2 separate regions of the Homo sapiens genome follow, and region 2 is linked to region 1. The links are chromatin loops, found by intact Hi-C in ENCODE. Cell type or tissue: ascending aorta. All regions are shown on one strand. Region 1 overlaps PHKA2 (phosphorylase kinase regulatory subunit alpha 2). Region 2 overlaps CDKL5 (cyclin dependent kinase like 5).

Region 1 (2,500 bases):
CTCGGGAGGACATCACATCGGCTGGGGTGAGCGGCAGGGCCAGTGGCTGCGCAGGAGAAGGCTGGATGGGGCCATCAACAGGGTCCCCGTGGGATTCTACCAGAGGGTGTGGAAGATCCTCCAGAAGGTAAGCCGAGACGCGAGCTCCTGGGGAAGTGAACCGTCCCCTTACTGTCCTGGCAAGGCATGGTGGCACCTCCAGGCGAGCAAACACACAGCCCTGAGGATGGCTTCTCTGCCTCAGCGCTGTTGGCACCTGGGGCCGAGGCATTCTCTGCTAGGGGGCCTGTGCGTGGTAGGATGTCTACAGCATCCCTGGCCTCTACCCGCCAGATGCCAGCAGCCATCTCTTCTCCCCACCCCACCCCCGTGTGACAACTAAAAGTGTCTCCAGGCATTATCAAACATCCCGTGGGAGGCAGATCAACCCAGTTGAGAACCACAGCAAGTAAGACAAGGTGGCAGTCTAGGTTGTGGTTGTGTGGGACCAACTTGGACGTATTTTAGGAACATAGAAGAACAGGGAAAGGCTGGGAGGCTTCAGATGAAAACCCTGTAAAACCACCCAGAGCAGCACCTACAGGCCTGGAACCTGGAATGACAGTTCAGGAGGGGCCTGGAGTAGGCCAGCCCCCCAGCCTCCCGCACATCCAGGCAGGAGTAGTGTCCCTGCTGTTCAGCGATGTGACTGAGCCCCACCCTCCCAGGGTACCTGCCGTGTTCAGTCCCAAGGTGTACAGAGGTGGAGAGCTTCCAGTTTAGCCCCAGGTCCTGTGTGCCCTGAAGGCACAATCTCCCTCACACCCTGGGGCCCCACTCCCCTCAGCCAGCCGGCTGTTGCGCTTCCCATCTGCCTGGGGCCGTTCACGTCTCCCCAGCTGTTGTCCCTGGGAACTGTGGTGCCTGTACCTGAGCACAGGAGCACCTCCCTGAGCGCCTGTTGTCAAGGAGGGGGGCAGCATTCTCTGTACCCCCCCAGTGTCTCCCTTCTGCATCAGCCCGAGAGAGTTTATGCAGCTCCCTGGGCTGCACCAGGCCCTCCCTGTCTTTTCCCTTGAATGGAAGGACAGTGTGCCTCGCTTAAAAGCTGTGCAAACCAAGACATTTTTTTCCCCCCAGAACTATTTTTTAGTTCATTTCACAGTGGGAGAGAAGAGAAAAAATAATCCCAGTGACAGCATACAACAGCCCCCTTCCCAAAGCCATGGCACCACTTGCTCAAGGTTCTTTCTGTAACAGGGGCCCCTGTGCTTCATGGGCCCCAAGGTATTCCTCACGGCCACCGCAGAGGGATGTGAGGAGGTCGGAGCAGGCCCTGCCCGAGCAGCTGGACTCCTGGGACCCAGGCAGGATCCTGCAGGGGCTCATGGTGCTTGCTCCACTTCCCGCCTCTCTTAAGGGGGTGGGAGTGTCCACTGCTGTTCTGCCCTCAGCCCACTGGGGACGCTCCAGGCCGGGGTGCTGGGATTTAGAAGGTGGCCAGTTAGACTAGAACAAGCTGTTCCTAGAAAATTTCCCCACTCTTCCTGGGGCATCACATGCTTCCGCTCGGACTCACTGGCGCAATACCAAGATATTTCTATTATGAAAAAGCATTTTGTGTTGAGCTGGCACTCGATATTTATATACATGGGTGTGCATGTGCATGTCTGTGCATGTGCTGGAGGCTTTTGTGATTGGTGCTTATTATAGAAATCTCAAAAATAGATGCCTGCAAAGGCACAGAAGCATCCCTTCCCCAGCAGGAGCCATGAAAATCCCCCTTTATTATGGCACCAAAGGGGCCTCGCAGCCGCCCGGGCCCAGTTGCCAAGTACAATGCGGAGCCTCCCGGGAGGACTCGGCAGCCCCCTAGGGCATTGTTCGGGGGAGATCTGAAAGATGCCTGCTGGGTTCCCTAGAATTGTTCCATCGAAAACACAGCCTGTGGGCAGTGAGAACAAGCTCTCTAAAAATAACTCTGACAGTCTGGCGTGTCCCAGCCCTCATATGGGTTTCCAGGGCAGAGGGTGCTGTGTGTGCATGCACGCCTGTGTGTGCATGCATGTGCTTATCCCATTCTGGAATCTGACTGAAATGCGCTCTATTCTGCCTCCAGTGCCACGGTCTCTCCATCGATGGTTATGTCCTCCCATCCTCGACGACCCGAGAGGTACGATGAGAAAAACGCAGAGGCGGGCCCCTCTGTGGGTTCACAATAAGGGCTTCATTGCATGGACTCTGACCTCTTGTGCTCCTTTTGGGCTCATTCTAATTGACAGGCCATTTGTAGCTCTGAGCTGTCTAGCCCCTTCACCCTCATATTTGGCAAAAATGTCTTTCCAGCATTTATTGGCATCAGCCTTTTTCTTCACCTGAGACTCAGCATTTCTGGGCTAGCAAGCTCTTTGCATTTGCCAGACACCCCTTAGAACCCTGGTGAAAGAAAGGAGCCAATCTCCATGCCACCCTGGCCTGCCCCATGGGCAGCCTTCTCGGCCCTTTTCTCCAACTAAAAACA
Region 2 (2,500 bases), 350 kb after region 1:
CCGGAGAAAATCAGATATAATAATATCACTTATTCCTGAGGTTGCTATTAGGATTAAATGAGAAGATACAAGTAAAATGCTTAGAACACACATGAGTTAAAAAAACAGTATCACCATTATCACCCACTACCATCAAGGAGAAAGTTCAGAAATGTTCTACTTTTGGGCATTCCCAAATCATCAAAACCAAATTTCCAAAGGAACTCAGAGATCATGGGGTTGTATCCCTGAGATCTAGTTTCTCCTGCCCATGGAGAGAACTAACAGCCCTTATGATTATAAAGCCCAGACTCACAAAGGCAGTAGAGCTGAACTTCCCATCCAATAGAGTTAAGGTTCCTCCAGGAGTGGGAGGATCATGGGACCACAGCTTCTGCATGAGGCAGAGAGGGGTGTTCAGGACTTCTGACAGTTGTGGTACTTGCGGAGATTCCACCTGTCTGATTACTAAGCACCATAGCCTGGAGAGTTGGGGCCAGGGAAGCACTACCCACTGGATGGCAGCTCCTGGCAAAGGGTTTAATTGTAACCAGAGTAACAACAAGGCACTAAGCACTAGACCACTTCCTCATTTGCCTAGTACCTCATAAACCAAAGGAGGCTTATCTCAACCAATGAGAGGGGAGGAAACTCCCACAATACTACCAGCCAGGTAGTATGAAGCTAGATTCTGTTTTTATTTCTAAAAGAATTGTGAGTGGTTTCCATCTGAGTATAATGGGGCAAATTAAAATTGATTCCACAGGTCTTTGAACTCTACAAAACTATCAGCTATTTGAAAGTAAGGATTATGTCTCAGTCCTATCTGCAGACCCAAGGGTCAATCACTGTGCCTGATACATAGTATATTTGAAGAATAAATTATTGTTTATTCTTTAAATATTAAAATATGTTACTATTATACAAAACGGTGTTAACAGATTTTAGAATTTTCATTATATATTAAACACATGCACACACAGACTTCTCATTCTGGTCAAGATGGAGCAGCCCCACTCCTTCCAGGTCCTCTTCCTTAAGACTAAAAATCCTTGACCGTGACACAAAAACGTACATAGGAAGCCAAGATGGAAAGAAGATGGCACACTGCATAGGGACTTCGGCACTTGAGAGGCAAGTTCCTGGGTTTCCTTATTGTCTCCCATATATGCCCAATAAGGTGCTTCAAAAGCCTTCAACCTGGCACCGATAGACAAATAAAAAAAAAATAGCTCCAAGAAAAACCTGTTCTTTCAGCCAAAAGACCAGGAAAAGGGTAGGCTAACAACTGAAAATCTTTCTGGCAATACCCTCCCTATTCCAGGCAACAGGGAGGGTACTGCCAAAAAGAAAATGGAAAAACTGCAGCAATGGAAAAACTGCAGCACCACCCCACTGAGGTTTCAGCAGGCCCAAGTAGGAAAACACTCTTTTACACATACACATCCCGAGAAAGCAGGCGGCACTGTTAGAATTCCCTGCCTGATGAGATCAGTGAGGCTGACCAAGGAGCTAATCTTTCATTGCCCATCAGGCCGTAGCACCTCTGACTCCCCGGCCAGGGTAGCGTCTGCAAGATGTAGCAGAGGCAATAAGGCAGGTGCAAATCTGAGATCCGATTTCACTGGGGAGGTGTTGGTGGGGCCAAATGAGGAGCTGAACATCCACCTCACCCATCTACAATGAGGCAGCGTGAGTAAAAGTGGAGCTTTTGCGGAGGTGGTATCAATGGGACCAAGAGGGAAATTGAATATACACATTTGCCCTTATCCTATACCTCAACTGGGTGGCTACCTGCTAAAACACACATTAAATAGGATCCAGAGTCTTGCAATATCCAAAATGACCAGGATACAAAAAAAAAAAAAAATCATCATATTAGGAACCATGAAAATCACAACCTGAATGAATGAAAGAAGACAATTAAGAGACATTAACACTGAGATGAAGCAGGTGCTGGAATTATCTGACAGAGATTTTAAAGCAACCCTAATAAAAATACTTCAATAAAGAACCCAGAAGAGCCCATGGGCACAGACAAAGAGCCCCAACAAAAGCCTTCTCTTCTCCAGCTAAAGGACCAGGAAAAGAACAGCCTAGCAGGACAAAAGACCTTAGACAATAACTACTCTACCCCAGCCACAAAACAGTGAAAACTGGGGCCCTACCCATGCCAGCAAATGCTGCGAAGAGAACATGTCTAATCCCCCGCCAGGCTGGTGTCAGTGGAGGCCAACGTGGGGAGTGGTCACAAGATACTCCTGGCCCTCCAGCCACAGTGGTCAGCAAAGGCCTAGGGAGCTGGAATTCCCACCCAACAAAGCAGCAGCAAGGAGCCCCTCTCAGTGGGTGTCAATGGAGGTGGAATTAGAAAACTCAACTTCCATTCCCCTCCTTTCCAGAAGGGGTGTCAAAGAAGGCCAAGAAAAACAGGAGATTAAATAAGATCCAGATTCTAATGACATAACATCCAAAATGTCCAGGTTTCAGTAGAAAATTATTCATCATACTAAAAAGTAGG

Evidence for each region. Peaks named below come from ENCODE experiments on the same cell type or tissue, not always from the same donor. Only the 100,000 strongest peaks of a DNase experiment are listed, where the experiment ranks them.
Region 2: a loop joins it to region 1, with 4 times the contacts of the local background. A loop is called at or near these places in 1 of 110 quality-filtered maps.

Annotation. Positions count from the first base shown.
Region 1 is chrX:18,894,790-18,897,289 of GRCh38, reverse strand. PHKA2 (phosphorylase kinase regulatory subunit alpha 2) reads left to right here. Exons shown (of 33, transcript NM_000292.3): 30 at 1-127; 31 at 2,099-2,152. It overlaps PHKA2-AS1 (PHKA2 antisense RNA 1), which reads right to left. Exons shown (of 3, transcript NR_029379.1): 3 at 2,315-2,500. Among named protein-coding and RNA genes, the nearest start is that of PHKA2-AS1, 5.7 kb to the right of the region's middle. In ascending aorta, a CTCF peak has its summit at 1,438; DNase peaks (open chromatin) are centred at 1,469 and 1,910; H3K4me3 peaks cover 264 bases; H3K27ac peaks cover 2,408 bases.
Region 2 is chrX:18,542,009-18,544,508 of GRCh38, reverse strand. All of the region lies in intron 3 of CDKL5 (cyclin dependent kinase like 5), which reads right to left. Among named protein-coding and RNA genes, the nearest start is that of CDKL5, 120 kb to the right of the region's middle. In ascending aorta, no CTCF peak of the experiment used is centred here; a DNase peak (open chromatin) is centred at 1,458; H3K27ac peaks cover 1,655 bases.